2 separate regions of the Homo sapiens genome follow, and region 1 is linked to region 2. A link is an interaction called in ENCODE POLR2A ChIA-PET data of the cell type or tissue named here. Cell type or tissue: OCI-LY7. All regions are shown on one strand. Each heading gives the region's core, and the rest is flanking DNA. Links, peaks and the distances in the headings are about the cores only. Region 1 overlaps BACH2 (BACH transcriptional regulator 2). Region 2 has its middle 66 kb from the start of MIR4464.

Region 1 (8,346 bases), core at 184-8,183, 210 kb after region 2:
TCTTCTGTCTTATACAGGCAGTTGTGAAAACAAAATGGTTGTATAATTTACCTTTAAAACCTACCAAGAGAGTTTCTTATGATTTCAGTGTAATAGGAAAACCATTGTATAAATGAGAACTCTCAACTTTCCTAGAATAAGGAATAAGAAAAAATAATAAATATTAATTTCAAAACTTAGATATAGAAAAAGAACTTCCTAAATGCCTGTGTTTTCCAACTTGAAGTAACATTGACTTTAAAATGCATTTCTAACAAAGTTCACTCAGGTTCATTTACTTCTTTAGATTATGAAGTATATCATACATGTGGAAGGGAATATATAACATGTAGATACACTTTAAAGGATTAAATAAAGAAAACATCCACATTTCTGCTACTCATCTGAAGAACATTATCATTGCTACTGAAACCCTTATGTACCTCTCTCCTATTGTTTTCTCCTCTCCCCAACTACTTTCCTGGATTTTGAGTTACTTACTGTCTTGTTTGTTTGCTTTTTTTTTTTTAGTTTTACTACATATGTACCACATATAATTTTACCATATATATATCCCAAAGCAATATACTATCTCATTTTAGCTTTTATGTAATAGAATCATACTGATTATTTTGTGACTTGCTCCCCACAAAACACAATGTTCTGAGTTTTATCCAGGTTGACCTGTGTAACTTTAGTTCATTCATTTTCATTGCTATAGAATATTTTATTGTGTTTATTTTACTGTAGTTTATTTAGCCATGCCACTGTCAAAGGGTCCTACATTTTATCATGTATATGGAAACCTTATTGGCTTCCTTATTAATAAAAGTAATTTGTAGATTCTTTATATCATTTACAAGTAATGATAGTTTTTTTTCCCTTTCCAACCCATAAAATGTTAATTCTTTTTTCTTGTCTTACTGAACTGGCAAGAATCTCCAATGTTAAATTAAAATAGTGATAGATAAAACTTTAACTTTTCATTTATATTATAAAGTATGGTATTTGTTATAGGGTTGCTTTGTGATATCCTTTATCCAGTTCAGGAAGTTTCTTTCTATTCTTTGTTTTAATCATGAATGATGAATGTTGTATTTTATTGAATGCTTTTTCTATATTCTTTGAGATAATCATATATTTTCTTCTTTCATCTAGTGAATAACACTGATTGATATTGAAGCAACCTTGAATTATGGAATAACCCAAATTTAGACACATTATTTTTCTTTGGAAATTATTAGATTTGAATTACTAATATTTTGTTCAGGATTTTTGCATTTATGTTCATAAATGAGACTGTCTTATGGTTAGTTTCTCCTTGAGGTTCTTTTATTTTTGGGTTTATATATTTTTGAAGATACATTATTAGGAACATATTATATCTTCCCAGGGAATTAAATATTTCTATTAATATGTGATGGCCCTTTTTATCTCTTTGCCTAAAATTAACTGTGTATGGGTTTAATTTAGCTACACCAGATTTCTGGGTTATTATTTGCCTACGCAGTTCTTCCCCCAGCCTCCTTTATTCAAAGACACAAAAGGCTTTAGATTTGTGCTTTGTAAATCACATAATTGGAATTTGTCTTTTTACTAGCTTTATTAAGGTATAATTTTCATATGATCAAACTCACATATTTTAAGTGTACAGTTTGATGAATTTTGGCAGGTGTGTATAGTCATGTAACCACTACCACAATAAAGCTATAGATATTTCCGTCACACCAGAAAGTTCCTCATGCTTTTTTGCTATCAGTTTCCTTCCCTCACGTCTGGCATTAGGAAACTACTGATCTATTTTTTATCACTATGTTATTTTGTCTTTTCCAGAAAGTCATACAAATGAAATCATACAGTAAGTAGACTTTTGTGTTTGGCTTCTTTCACTTAGTATAATGCCTTTGAGATTCATTTATGCTGTTACACATATCAGAGTTTCATTCCTTTATATTTTTTCAGTATAATTTCACTGTATGGATATACCACAGGTTTTTCGTTTGTTTGTTTTTTAGCTATTCACAAGTTGATGGATATTTGGGTCATTTCCAGTTTTTTCAACTATTGTGGATAAAGTTGCTATGAACATTCACATGCAAGTCTGTGTGGACATATGTTGTCTATTTTTTAATTCAATCAGTCATTGTCTTTTAAGTAAAATATTCAGTTGATGTATGTTGTTTAGCAGATTACACTAATTATTGATTGCACTAATGCATTTATATTCATTTTGACCATATTATTTTTTGCTATTTGTCCTGCTTTTCCTGAGCCTTATTTTTTCTTTATTGCCTTCATTTGGATTTTGCTTTTGTTTTTTTTTTTAAATATAGTTCCATGGTTTTTCTTCTACTAATTTAACAGTTGTACACACCATTCTCTTTTTTCCACGCTTACCCTAGAGATGTTGGCATCCTATGTAACTTAATAAAGTGTTACACTAAACAGTATTCATTCTTTTCTCAAACAGTTCAGTAACCTTAGAGTTCTTTAATTTGGATCATTCTTTTTCAGCCTAACATGCCATGGTTATTTGGTTTATAGTTTTATATTATTTTTTATATTACACATTATTACAATTTGTATACAGTAGCAGCTGTTTTTTATACTCTATTTAAACATAGTCATGTATTTACTATTTTCTTTTCTCACCATTTCTTCTTCTCAGATCATCGCTGTTTTCTGAAGCATGTCCTTTAGAAGTACCTTTAATGAATGTTTTTGGAAGTAAACTTTCTTATTTTTTGTTTGATTGAAAATACCTTCTATTCATGCTTTATTTATGAAAGGTAGTTTTGCTAGGTATACACTTACATATTCAGTATTATTTTCTTTCAGTGTTTTAAAGACATTTTCCCCAGATTTCCCCCAGAGCTTTTTTTATGATGGTCTTCTACAGTTTTACCAGGCTTTGTCTGGGTGGGCATTTCTTTTATTTAACATCCTTGGGATGCATTTGGCTTTCTGAATTTGATGATTACTAGTTCTGAAAAATCTCAGAAAAAAAAATTATTTTGAATGCTGCCTTTCCCACATTGTCTGTTTTTTCCTTCACATTCTGCCCTTTACATCTCTAAATATTTCTTTTATATTTTCCTTCTGTATGTTATGTATAATGTCTTTTTTTTTTTTTTTTTTGAGATGGAGTCTTGCTCTGTCACCCGGGCTGTAGTGCAATGGCATGATCTCGGCTCACTGCAACCTTTGCTTCCCAGGTTCAAGCAATTCTCCTGCCCCAGCCTTCCGAGTAGCTGGGATTACAGGCGCATGCCACCACGCCCAGCTAATTTTTGTATTTTTAGTAGAGGTGGGGTTTGCCCATTTTGGTCAGGCTGGTCTCGAACTACTGACCTCGTGATCCACCTGCCTTGGCCTCCCAAAGTGCTGGAATTACAGGCGTGAGCCACTGTGCCCGGCCATATAATTTCTTAAACGTAAGATTATATTTTTCATTTTTGTATAAGTTTATGTACAATTTCTTTATATCTGTTTACCAAATCACTCATTCCTACTTCAGCTGCATCTATTTTGGTATTGGACTTACTCATGTGAGTCTCTAAATATAATTATTATATTTTCATTTCTAGAAGTTATTTTTGGCTGTTTCTTAAATCTGCCTAGTCATTTTTGAAATCTTCCTTGTTCATATTTTAAGATCCTGTTTACTTTTTTAAAAATGTTAAACACATCTATTTTATATCTGTGTTCAATACATTCAATAGCTAAAGCCTTTGATGATTTCATTCTGCAGTTTTGTTTTTTCTCATTCATGTTCATGACAGCTTGATTCTTTGTTTTGTGATTTTTGATTGTGAACTTAATTACTTGGAATTCTTATGAAAATCTCTTGAAACTTAGATTTAATATTCATTATTCTAGAGAGGCTTTGTATTTGCTTCTGCTATGTGTTTGTAGTCATTTCCAACTCAGGACTTTTTACCCTATTTGGATTTGGAAAGGGCACATGGATATGTAATTTCTGGGCTTTGTTTTTGTTTTTTTGTGGGGTTTTGTTTTTTTTTTTCTTCTTGAGACAAGAGTCTCACTTTGTCACCCAGGCTGGAGTGCAGTGGTGAGATTTCAGCTCGCTGCAACCTCCACCTCCTGGGTTCAAGCGATTCTCCTAGCTTGGCCTCCCAACTAGCTGAGACTACGGGTGCACACTACCACACCTGGCTAATTTTTTTGTATTTTTAGTAGAGACGGGGTTTCATCATGTTGGCCAGGCTGGTCTCAAACTTCTGACCTCAAGTGATCCTCCTGTCTCGGCCTCCCAAAGTGCTGGGATTACAGGCGTGAGCCACTGCACCCAGCCTGGGCTTTGTATTTTTTGAGGAAATTTTCTTCTTTTTTCTCCTCTCCCATCACCAAGACTTATTCTGTCTTCTATTTCTGGGAAGATTTTTTTTTTTTTTAATTTACCCACTGAGGATTTCATCTTTCAAGGGTATTGGCTTTGACCTTCCTGTGTGGACATTAGGCTGTCCCTTTGTCTCTTAATATCCCCATCAGGGATTGACTTATGCAGGACTTACCTACTTACTTCTCTAGGTTCTAATTTCCTTGTCATTTTCAACTTTTAACAATTGCTGTTACTTTCTTGCTGCTTAGCCATATCTTTAAAAATATTTTTAGTACTCAGCATTTTTAGGCATTCCACATGAATTTGCCATGCTTGACAATCAGAAGTCCTCTTTATTTGAAAGTTGAAACATTTCCTGGAAGAGGAGCAATAGTAAATTAGTTAGATCCTTGCCATTCATGGATTTCACTACAGTCAAAAAGGTAACTTTACATCACAATAGAATCATATTTTACCTACAAAAAGTAGTATTTGGTTTGTATAAATATTAATGTTCAAGATTTTGTCTTTTTTTCTTTGGTCTTCTAAAATGGAGTTACAAAAAGGTCTTTAAGAATCAGTCACTCATTTACTGACTTTTCAACAAATACTTGTTGAGCCCCTACATTTTAGGTGCTGGAGACAAGATGTATCAGTGATTAAAGCAGACAAAAATTCTTGCTCCTACTGAGCTTACATTCTGGTTGGAGGAGATGGACAGTTAACAAGATAAATAGGTAAAGTGTATAGTATGTTGAAAAGGTGATAAGTGCTGAGGGAACCCTGGGGCAGGTAAAGGAGAATTGGGAGCTGTTCTCATTATTCTTTTTAAAATAATTTTATCCCAATAGTAAGCAATATTATTTATTTTTTAAAGAAGATATTTTAAAAGTAAGACCTATATTAACTGAAGTTTATGCAGAAAGTTCCTTTAAATATTCTACTACAGCATTATTCCTAAACTTGTAAAGGTTAAGTTGCAATTGATGTATACATTTGTAGAAGTTTCTAAATTAGAAAAAAAAAGTGTTTTATAATTCCTTGGACACTTGTTTAGTAAGAAAGTAAATGAATAGAAATATTGATCACAATAGAACTTCAACTATACGATGCCAAAACTTGTAAAAAATCCTCAGGTTTTAAAAATAGCATGAAACTGGAAAATGTTTTTTTCTGCCCACCAATTCCCACAAAGGCAAAAACAAACAAAATATCCAGCAACAACTGACTATCAAAGGGGGCTAAATATCTGTTAGACTTAACTCACTAGGCTGGTTCTGAAAGTCCCAATTGGTGAAGGTATAAAAGCCCATTCATTTCTTTAGTGCAAAAACTGACAAACAGGGCAAAAGTAACCAGAAGGGAACAAAGAGAGCAGTGGAGACCTTTAAAGACGGCAGCAGTGTACACCAGGGTGCAAAGCAGCAGGCACTGTTTTAAAAGGAGCACCGTTAATCCAGAGACTAAAGCTCTGCAGACCAAGAGCAAAGCACCATTTATAGCTCAGTTCCCACAAGGGCATGACCATGCTCTATTACAAGCACATCAGCTGAGGGACAGAGAGTCTATTATTAAACAATTGTAGTGGCTACCCGCAGGAAGTGGGGTGAATGTCTGGGTTAGTGTCCTGACACCAGTGACTTCATTGATCCAACCTGTGCAAGTATCAGGGAGGGGGTCAGAATAGGAGGAGTTATTGCAGAACGTTATTCATGAGGGAGTTTTTCATCATTAAGGCATCATCCAAGACTCCATTTTTACTGTTGTTTATGCTTAGACTTTTCTTCACAGTAAAAAATTGGGGAGACTCTCCATCTTCTTGTAAAGATAAAGAACTCTGAAAAATACATAAATCACTTTAGTGGTTTTTCTAATTGTAAAAAATAACAGATGTTTATTGGGAAAAAGTTCAGAAAATCTTTTTTTTTTTTTTAATCACCAGTAACCTGAGAGAAAGCAACTGTTAACATCTTGTTATATACCTGCAGCTCCAAACTGTGTGCCAAGATGCTCTGGGGCACCACAGCAAATTCTGGGTGCAGCTCTAGGGTTGGCACAGATACTTTCCATCATTAAGGGAAACATCGTACAACACTCTGCCAACTATTAGCTGGAGATAGTTCACAGTTTCAGCATTAGATCACACTACATTCCTTTTGATGACATCATATCTTTACAAAACCGAGTTTTCAGTGATTGCTGAGTGTTTAGTGATAAAAAGTGTATCACATGAAAACCAGCGTGGAACAGGAAATAAGGTAGTGGTGTCCAGCGATTCCAAGATTTAAAGTTATGCAGTGCCCAACAGGTGTATACATTCTATAAACAAGTTATAACAAAGTTACTTGAGAAGGAAATAGTAGTTTTCATTTATGTGTGTTTTTTTTTCAGCTGCTAAATCATTCTGACATAAATAGTTATTATGTTGTTTGGATCTAACTACTTAACAGACAGCTCTATTAGGTATTTGTTTGGGCCTGGAGGCATTGTGAAAAATTACTGAGACTCTAAGGGCTACCAGAATCATTTGGGAACCTCTAATACAGATCCTTTCGGACCTTCCCCTATATACAACCACACATATTTTTGAAACCTATTGTTTTCTTTGGGTTAACAATATATTGTGGAAATCTTTGCATGTCAATAATATGTGGATCATTATTTTAAAATTTTAATGGCAGAATAGTTTTCCATTGTTTGAATTTCCATGTTTTTTAACCAATCCTTTAATGTTAGAGGTTTAGTTAAACTTCACTTTTATGCCCTGTTGCACAGGCTGGAGTACAGTGGCATGATCATGACTCCCTGCATCCTCTGCCTCCTGGGCTCAAGCAGTCCTCTGGCCTCAGGCTTCCATGTAGCTGGGACTATAGGCACCACCACACCTGACTAATTTTTCTATTTTTGTAGAGATGGGGTCTCACTATGTTGCCCAGGCTGGTCTCAAACTCCTGGGCTCAAGTGATTCTCCCACCTTGGCCTCCCAAAGTACTGAGATTACAGGCGTGCAGCACTGCACCAGGCCTACTTTACTTTTATAATCAGCGGTGTGGTCAGCCTCTTTGCACATCCTCTTTGTTTATATAGCCAGTGATTCCTTAGGCTAGATTCCTAGAAAGTGATTTTCTAGGTCAAAGAATATGTACTTTTTAATGACTTTTACATCCATGTGTAAAATACAGGGAGAGAGAGCCCAATTGTCTTTTCAAAGAGGTTACACCAGTTTCTTTTAACCAAGTTTACAAGCCTACCTCAGCAAAAAGAAGTGAAACATTGGAGAACTCCCAAACATCTAAATTCAGATTTGTGAACTGGCCAAGCATGTTTCTCTTTCTCAATCATTGAATAAAGTGAATGAAAGCTGGGGAAATGTGTACTTTCCAGGAGCGCCTGGGAGCCCTTACAGATGAAGCTCCAGCTGAAGTCAGAGGTAGCTGATAGCAGGCCAGGCGCAGTGGCTCATGCCTATAACCCCAGCATTTTGGGAAGCCAAGGCATTTTGGATCACTTGAGGTCAGGTGTTTGAGACCAGCCTGGACAACATGGTAAAACCCTGTCTCTACTAAAAATATAAAAAATTACCTGGGCATGGTGGCAGGTGCCTGTAATCCCCAGCTATTTGAGAGGCTGAAGCAGGAGAATTGCTTGAACCCAGGAGGCAAAGGTTGCAGTGAGCTGAGATCATGCCATTGCACTCCAGCCTGGGCAACAAGAGCGAGACTCCATCTCAAAAAAAAAGAAAAAGAAAAAAGGAGGTAGCTGATAGCAACATCCAAAATGACACCCACCTAGGGAATAGGAAAACCATTTGCAAGGAAACTTCTCCAGCCTTGGTTCACTAACTAGTTTTTTAAAACATTTTACTCCTTGCAAAGCCATGCTCTACCACATAGCTTCACTCTACCTCTGTGAGGAAGAGGCAAATGATACAAATAGGAGTTGACATCAGGAATTTTTTGAGAGGACAAATTTCAGAATACTGTGAGGGTCAAACAGACTCCTTCCTGTTCCATGGTCCACAGCAC
Region 2 (8,346 bases), core at 192-8,191:
CTGGGCAGGAGAACGTGGAGCATAGTGGCTGCGCACACAATCAGCAGTGAGTTAGCGGAAAAGACCACAGAAATGTTGGGCATCTGGAATTATAGTTCGTGTCTGACTGAGAAATCTTAGGAAGCCCATTTAATTGTTCTGCCCCCGTTTTCCTCTCTTTGAAATGGTGTTAACAGTACTTGCCTCTGTCTACCTTATGCAGGGACATTTGACCCTCAAGAGGCAATGTTTAGAATAGCACTTTGCCCCCCAGGGTGTATAATCCAAATAGAAATCACATTTGTTGTATTATTTTCTGCTGCTGTATACCTGCATGAGACTATTTTTAAGTTCGTTTCTTTTAGCCTACTTATAGCAACAGATAGATTTTGAATGTTGACCTTTGCACAGCCTTAAAGAACATTATTAAACAAAGCAAATGGCCTCTCAGTGACAGCTGAGATGTAGTGGGAGGACTCCCAGGTGAAGTCAGGGTGTCTGGGTTCAAGTCCTGAGTCCAGGTTCTAGCATCTGAGTTGGATGCCACTGAGGAAGTCACTTACCCTCTCTGGGTCTCAGTTTCTTCATCTGTACAATAGGAGCACTACTTTGGAGTTCTGATGATTGCACAGGGGAATGAATATGAAATGGCTTTATAAAATGTCATAAACCTTCCAATGTTCATACTACCAGTAGGCAAGGAGAAGCAGAAAAGCCTCAGGACTGGAAGAAACATTTTGATGTTAGCATAGATGCTTGGGGCTCTTGTTCAAATGTAGATTCCATTGATCTGGGGGCAGGTATTGAAATCTGACATTTCTAAAATGCCATGGTTCCACAGGCTAACTCCCAGTCTCCTTTTCCCTGGTTTAAAATGTTCATACTATTCCAAGAGAGCTCAAACATTATCTGGTCCAATTCTTTCCTTTTACAGGTCGGAAAACTAAGGCTCAGAGAGGTCAGATGACTTCTCCAGGGTTGACTCCTCACACCTTCTCTATTTTCTCCAACTTCTGAGTGGTTTCTTACAGCAGGGGGCACAGGCTACCTCTGTGGACAAGGAGCTCCTGAAAGAATGGAGGGGGAGTGGGTACTATTTTAGGACACTAGTCAGTTTGCACCTCAATTGTGTTCTCTGTGCAAAGGAGAAAGGTCTATTCTTAGACATCAGCCAGAGCTTGGAAGAAGTAGACTCAATCATTAAAGTAATCCATGCACACCTCGGTAAGTTAATACAGTCATCCATAAAGGAGCTGGGTAGGAAGGAAACAACAGGTACTTTGAAGGGTTTACAAAATGTATTTGTACCAGGGCCATGTAAAAGCCATTTCCAAGCCAAGAGGAAGGGCATTTATTATTTTCATTTAACATTTATTGAATAAAGTGTGTTGCAGAGCAGGCTCTTATAATCTGAGCCCCCTTTGACTGTGTGCATAAGCTTTTCAGATACCTGCAATTTCTTCCTCTTACTTAGAAAGATGATTATTGAACTGCAAGAGGTAAGTAAACATTAGAAGAGATCTTGGAAGAAATCTGTTAAATAGTTCAAGGGCTCTTCCTGGCAGAAGGAATCAGATACCTGACCTTCAATATATCGCAAAAGACTCCAGCAGAAGGAATTGGACCTTCAAATGTTCATACTACTAGTAGGCAAGGGGAAACAGAAAAGCCTCAGCACTGACTGGAAGAAACATTCTGATGTTGGACTAGATGCTTGGAGCTCTTGTTCAAATGCAGATTCCATTGATATGGGGGTAGGTATTGAAATCTGGCATTTCTCACAAGCTCCCAGATGATCTAATACTGGGTTAGTGACACCACTTTGAGTAGCAACTTCATTCTGTATGTATCCATCCTTAGCTATCACTGGACAGTCTGCAAGCCTTTCTGGGGCTAGCATTAAGCAAAAAATGTAAGTTGATAAAGGTTGCCCCTCAATAGAGGAGTAACAAGTATTACCTCTATCACCAAACATAAAATCTGAAAGTCCTAAATAATATTGAGGAATTTGGAATTTAATATGTCACTCTCTCCAGGGATACTTGCCTTTGACTAACAGCTGGCAGGAGAGGAGACAGCTTAACACAATATTCCTCCAGAGGTGCCATTTCAGGTATGAAGGAAGTGCTGGTGAGAGTCCTATCTTAAGGGTCATGCCCTTTCTAGCATCCCACAGTCACTTTTAAATATTCCAACTTCAGAATATGTCTCTGAGTCCTACACCTGAAATAGCCAAAGCAGATTTGTGTACAGCTCTCTGTATCCACGGGTTTCACATTCATGGTTTCAACCAACTGTGGATCAAAAATGTTTTTAAAACAATATAATAAGGCAAAATAATACAAATAAAAACTATATAACTATTTATATAGAATTTATATTGCATTAGGTATTATAATATTGTATATATAATAATGTATTACATATATTCTATATAAGTATATAGAATTTATATTGTACTCGGTATTATAAGTAATCTAGAGATTATTTAAAGCCTATGGGAGAATGTGCATGGGTTACATGCAAATACAATACCACTTTATATAATGGACTTGAGCATCCCTGGATTTTGGTATCCAGAGGGGTCCTGGAACGAATCCCCCACAGATGCCGAAGGACAACTGTATGTGTTGTATAGGCACTTGAGCAAATTTCCAAGTGTAGAATTTTAACCAACTAGGACAAGGATCATGATAGCTTAAGCAGCTCTGTATCTCCTAGAGTACCTAGCGTAATGCCTGGCTTAAAATAAACTCCTAATAAATATATTTGACTGAAGGAGATGGTGAGTAGATATCTATTCATATCTCTGAGGAAATATGGTGATTGGAAAAAATACTATTTAATTGGTTTTCAAAGCAAAATTACAGAATAAACTGGATAACTATTTTTTTCCTCAAACCATCAACTGATTCCATATAATTAAACTGAGCCTTAAGCCATACTCAGGAGGAGTTCAGCTTCAGCCTCTGTTCTACATGGAGAATTTCTTCTGGTGTTAGGGGACTCATATGACAACCAGTATGTCACACAGGACCACAAAAATTCCAATACTCTAAATATAAAGTCTTCACAAGACAGTTGATCCAGTATGACAGTGGATCAACAAGTATAAAGACGAACTGAACTGACACAGAGAGCTGTACAACCATCGAATAAATGGTTATGGGGTTATCTTGATTATGAATAAATTTATTTCAATTTTTCTTTTTGCATCAAATATTTGTTATACAACAAATTCAAAAAACTTATTTTTTTCCAGTTGAAGAAGTAACTTCAGTTTTAAGATAACAGATAAAAAAACATTTTAAATCACAAACTGTGTTAAATATTTGGGGAAATAAGTTAGGCCGACCTCAATGGAAGCCAAACCTAGAGTTATAAAAATTGAATTGTCTCATATACAGCTGAATCACATATATTTTTTCTAATCAGCTTTACTGAGGTGTAATTTAAAGTGTGCTGCTCGTTAAGCTTTGACAAGTGTATACCATAACCAAGTTATAGAACATTTCCATCATTTCCAAATCTTTCCTCATGCTCTTTTATGGCCAGTCTCCATTGCATCCCAAGACCACCTCCCTGACAACCACAGATCTGCTTTATGTCACTATAATTTTGCCTTGTCTAGATTTCATATAAATGAAATCATATAGTAGGTATATGATTTTTTCTTCAGCTTCTTTCACTTAGCACCTTGCCTTTGAGATTCGTTCATTGGTTCCTATCAGTTCCTTTTTATTGTTAAATAATACTTTATTGTATGGATATATCATAATTAGCTTATCCATTTACTAGCTGATGGACATTTGGGTTGCATTCAGTTTGGGACTATTTCAAATAAAATTTCTATAAACATTCAGGTATAGGTCTTTGTGTAGACATAGCTTTTCATTTCTCATGGGTAAATAGGATTGGCAAGTCATATGGTAACTGTATATTTAACTTTATAAGAAATTGCCAAACTGTTTTTCTGAAAGTGGCTGTGTCATTTTGCATTTCCATCAGCAGCAGATGAGAGTTTTAGTTGCTTTACATTTTCACCAACACATGGTGTTGTCAGTGACTTTAATTTTAGCCATCTAGTGTATGTGTAGTGGTGTTTTGTTGTTTTCATTTTCCTAATAACTAGTGATGTAAGTATTTTTAATGTACCTATTGGCCATTTGTATATCTTCTTTAATTAAGAAAAATTAATGGTTTTAGAGTAAAGGTGGCCCCGCTTCAAAGATTGGTGAACTGAGGCCAAGAAAAGAAAGTATAAACTCTCACATTTATTCCACAGAGCCCCTGAGACAATGTCCTTGGGGAAGAAGTGAAAGGTTTTATTAAATAGAATTCATTTAATTAATGGCTAAAATTAAAACTGGTACATGTGAATTTCCACAATGTTATATATTTGATAGTCTATATATGTGTGTGTGTGTGTGTGTGTGTGTGTGTGTGTGTGTGTGTGTGTGTATATATATATATAGTCAACATAATGGAATAATTTTCAAATGAGAATAGACATCTAAATCCTAAATTAAATGATGGGAAGGATAACCCCTTAATGCTAATTCATAATACAAAAAATTCTAGTTTGGGTCAGACATTGAACATAAAGAGAATATAGCACAGTGGTTAAAAGTGCTGGCTCCAAAGTTGGACAGTGTAGATTCAAATCCTGGCTCTGTTACATGTGGGCATGTAAGCCAGGGTGACATATTGAGTTCTCTGAGTCTCAATATCTTGGTGTATAAAATGAAATTAATAGGCTGGGCACGGTGGTTCACACCTGTAATCCCAACACTTTGGGAGGCCAAGGTGGGCAGATCACTTGAGTTCAGGAGTTCAATATCAGCCTGGCCAATGTGGTGAAGCCCTGTCTCTACTACAAATACAAAAATTAGCCGGGTGTCGTAGGGGGTGCCTGTAATCCCAGCTACCTGGGAGGCTGAGGCAGGCGAATCCCTTGAACCTAGGAGGCAGAGGTTGCAGTGAGCTGAGATCACACCACTGCACTCCAGCCTGGGAGACAGAGGGGAGAGTCTGGAAAAAAAAAAAAAAAAGAAGAAGAAGAAGAAAGAAGAAAGCAAGCAAACAAGCAAGCAAGAGAAAATAATAATAGCTACCAGGAAAACTTGTTGAGTTTAACACATGTTAAGTGAGAAGGAAGGAAGGAAGGAAGGAAGGAAGGAAGGAAGGAAGGAAGGAGAAAGAAAGAAAGAAAGAAAGAAAGAAAGAAAGAAAGAAAGAAAGAAAAGAGAAGAGAGGAGAAGAGAAAAGAAAAGAAAAAAAGAAAAAAGAAGAAGGGGAAGGGGAAGGAGAAGGAGAAGAGGAGGAGGAGGAAGAGAAGAAGAAGGAGGAGGAGGAGGGGAGGGAGGGAGGAAGGAAGGAAGGAAGGAGAAAAGAAAAGAAAAAAATAATAGCTACCATGAAAACTTGAAAATTTGTTGAGATAACACATGTTAAGTGTTTAGAATAGTGTCTGGCATGTAATAAATGCTCAATAAACATTAGTCATTGTTATTATTATATGGACACTTAAAAGCACAGAATTGCAATAGGTACATATCAAAGCCTCTGAGCTAAAAACATACACAATTCACTCTGATAAATAGGCCTTTTACAAGCCCGACACTTGGAAAATGTCTATTTTCCATCTCAAAACATGTTTAACGAGGATTCGTTCTGCAAAATCATCCCATGTAATATGCTAGGTAAGTTGTCCTCCTTTCTAACAAGAGCAAGCACCAAGAAAACAAGGCTGAGGATAAGGTTTCCCGAAAACAAACCCCATAATTTGACCCTCTTCAACCCAAATAGTTGGCCAGTGGCTCCTAAGGAGTTTCTTTATGACATCCTGGACATGAGGCCAATGGCTTTTGAAGCAGCAGCTCCTATTCTACAGCTATACAGTAAGGTTAAAAAAATAATAAAAATTTTAAAAATCAAAAACTTTTAAAAAACACTAATAATTCAATATTGCATTTAAATTAATATTTTAATAATCATTTCAGTATCTACATTCTTGTGGAAAATAGAACACATATGTGTCAGATGGTTATTCATTAAATCATTTCCAAATGCTAGGACCCTTGTAATCAGTCCAAGTGCCCCCAAGGTCTGGAGCTCATACATGGTGAAACTCCATGCTAGAACACACATACAGATTTTCTCAGCCATGGCTCTCCTAACAGGATTTTTTCCATGTTGTGTTTAATGATATCCTCTTGCACTAAGATCACAACGTTTTCCCCGAGAGTTTTATGTTTATCATGGGAAGTCATTGTAGAATGTGTGTACAACCCACAGATGACACTGTGAAGGCCTCCCAGCACAAGGGAGACTGATTCCTTCAAATATACCAATTCTGTTTGCGTTCTTGACTGTGGCTTCTGACTTCTTCCTTCTGATTCTATCAGATCCCTTCTGGAGCTGGTCCTAATTGCTTTTCACAGAGGATGCAAACTGGAAAGTTCCTACCTATTCAGCGAAGGCACTCCAAGTCCTGGGCTCTTTTCTCCTCGGGGGCAAAGATGAGACTTCTCTTCTGTAGAGATCACAGGTGCATCTGTACAGGTTGGAGTGCTCCCCCAACCCTGGACCCCTAGGAGCAGCCGTGATTTGTGACACAAGGCCCCACCCGTTGATCTACTCTTCACACAGCCGTGGAGAGCCAAGAACTGGGAGGGAGGTGAGTCAGTGATGAATTTTTCTTGAACAGCAAAGACCAATTGGTGGTTCGCCTTTTTAGTAAATTCCAAGATTCTGGAGTCATTTAAGTCCAAAGGGGAAATTTGTGAGACTGGGGGAAGGGGAAGTAGTGAGAAAATAGAAGCAACAAAAATATGCCTCCAGTGTTCTCACTGCTCATTAGACCAGCACAGAGCCAGTTCTTGTATGGCCTGAATAACTGGTACTTTTTATAAGCAACTGAAGAGCTATAAAAAGCTTAACATTTAAGAAAACAACAAACAGCTGTGGCTAGTGAGCAAGGAAAATCTGAAGAGTGAGCCTGTCTGGGTGGCAGGAGGTCACACTGCTTCATGAGGAAGTACTAAAACATCACTAACATTTGCTACATCAGTGTGTTTCCCTGGTTGGTCACACTTCTCCTTCCCCCCACCTCAGCCCCACTCTCCTATCAAAATAGAAGAACAAATATACGTCACCAGAATGCTCAGCAATTATTTCCTGAAAACAGCATTTCTTTTACATGCGCTTAATCATGTGTTAAGCAGCGGTACACACGAGGGGATCCTGATCAACAGAGTGAGCAAACACCCATGTGTGAGTTTGGTTCCCAATGCATTTGGGCTGAGCCTCACTGACCCGGGACCCCTGGGCTTAGTTCACGTGCACCTTGAGGTTCTGCACAGCTGCCTTTCCCTTTAACGGAAAATGCCATCTGCAGGACCAGAGCTAGCAACAGGCAGCAATAGCTCTCCCAACTTCCTCTCATACTAATCCATAATAAGCTCAATGATAAGGCAATTACCAGTGGGAGGCAGTAAGGTAAAGTGATCAAATATATCGGCTTTGGCTTCTCAATTCAAACTCTAATGCTTACTACTGGGTGACCTTGAGCAAGTTAACTAGCCTTTCTGTGCATTAGTTTCCTTAATAGTAAATAGTAAGTCAAAATTATCTTCCTCTGGCCTTCAGCTGAGTCTTAGGTGGGCTTGTTAGACAATGCTCTAGGCTGACTTTGAGAGGCACACAATCATCTTTCCTTATTTCCAAGCTTTAGATAACTTTTCTTAACAGCACATAATAAATGTCACTTGGGACAAATAGAAAGTGAACAAGAAAGTGGTAGGCCTGAATTCAATCATATCAACAATTACGTTAAATGTAAGTGGACTAAACACTTTTAACAAAAAGGAAGAAATTGTCAGAGTGGACACAGAGCAAAATTCAAAACTAATACATTTCCTATAAGAGATACACTTTAAATGTAAAGATTCCAATCAGTTGAAATCAATTGGATGGAAAAAAGATACGTTATGCAAACAGTCTATATAGGAAGGCTGGAGTGGCTTTCATAATATCAGATAAAGCAGACTTCATTACAGAGTTTTGCCAGAGGAAAAGAGGGGCTTCTCATAATCACAAAAAACATGACAATTACAGATGTATATGTACCTAATAACAGCTTCAAAATACACAAAGTAAAAATTGACAATCTAGACAATTTACAATCACAGTTAGAGATTTTACTCCCCTCCCATAGCAATTGACAGAAAAACTAGACAAAATATCTGTAAAGATGTAGAGGATCTGAATAACACTATTAATAAATATCAGCTGCTATAATTTTCTCTTTCGTTTGATTCACATCTTCAGACATCTGCAAAGCTGCCAGTTCTGGCCCTCTAGACT

Evidence for each region. Peaks named below come from ENCODE experiments on the same cell type or tissue, not always from the same donor. Only the 100,000 strongest peaks of a DNase experiment are listed, where the experiment ranks them.
Region 1: POLR2A ChIA-PET joins it to region 2 with 5 read pairs; 2 of 35 experiments call an interaction of 5 or more read pairs at or near these places.

The regions. Positions count from the first base shown.
Region 1 is chr6:90,167,077-90,175,422 of GRCh38, reverse strand. All of the region lies in intron 4 of BACH2 (BACH transcriptional regulator 2), which reads left to right. Among named protein-coding and RNA genes, the nearest start is that of BACH2, 130 kb to the left of the region's middle. RefSeq lists a cis regulatory region at 1,617 and an enhancer at 1,545-1,689. In OCI-LY7, for the core only: no CTCF peak of the experiment used is centred there; no DNase peak of the experiment used is centred there.
Region 2 is chr6:90,374,640-90,382,985 of GRCh38, reverse strand. No RefSeq gene overlaps it. Among named protein-coding and RNA genes, the nearest start is that of MIR4464, 66 kb to the right of the region's middle. In OCI-LY7, for the core only: CTCF peaks have their summits at 211, 1,034 (motif pointing right) and 7,468 (motif pointing right); DNase peaks (open chromatin) are centred at 6,105 and 7,115; H3K4me3 peaks cover 5,358 bases; H3K27ac peaks cover 7,487 bases.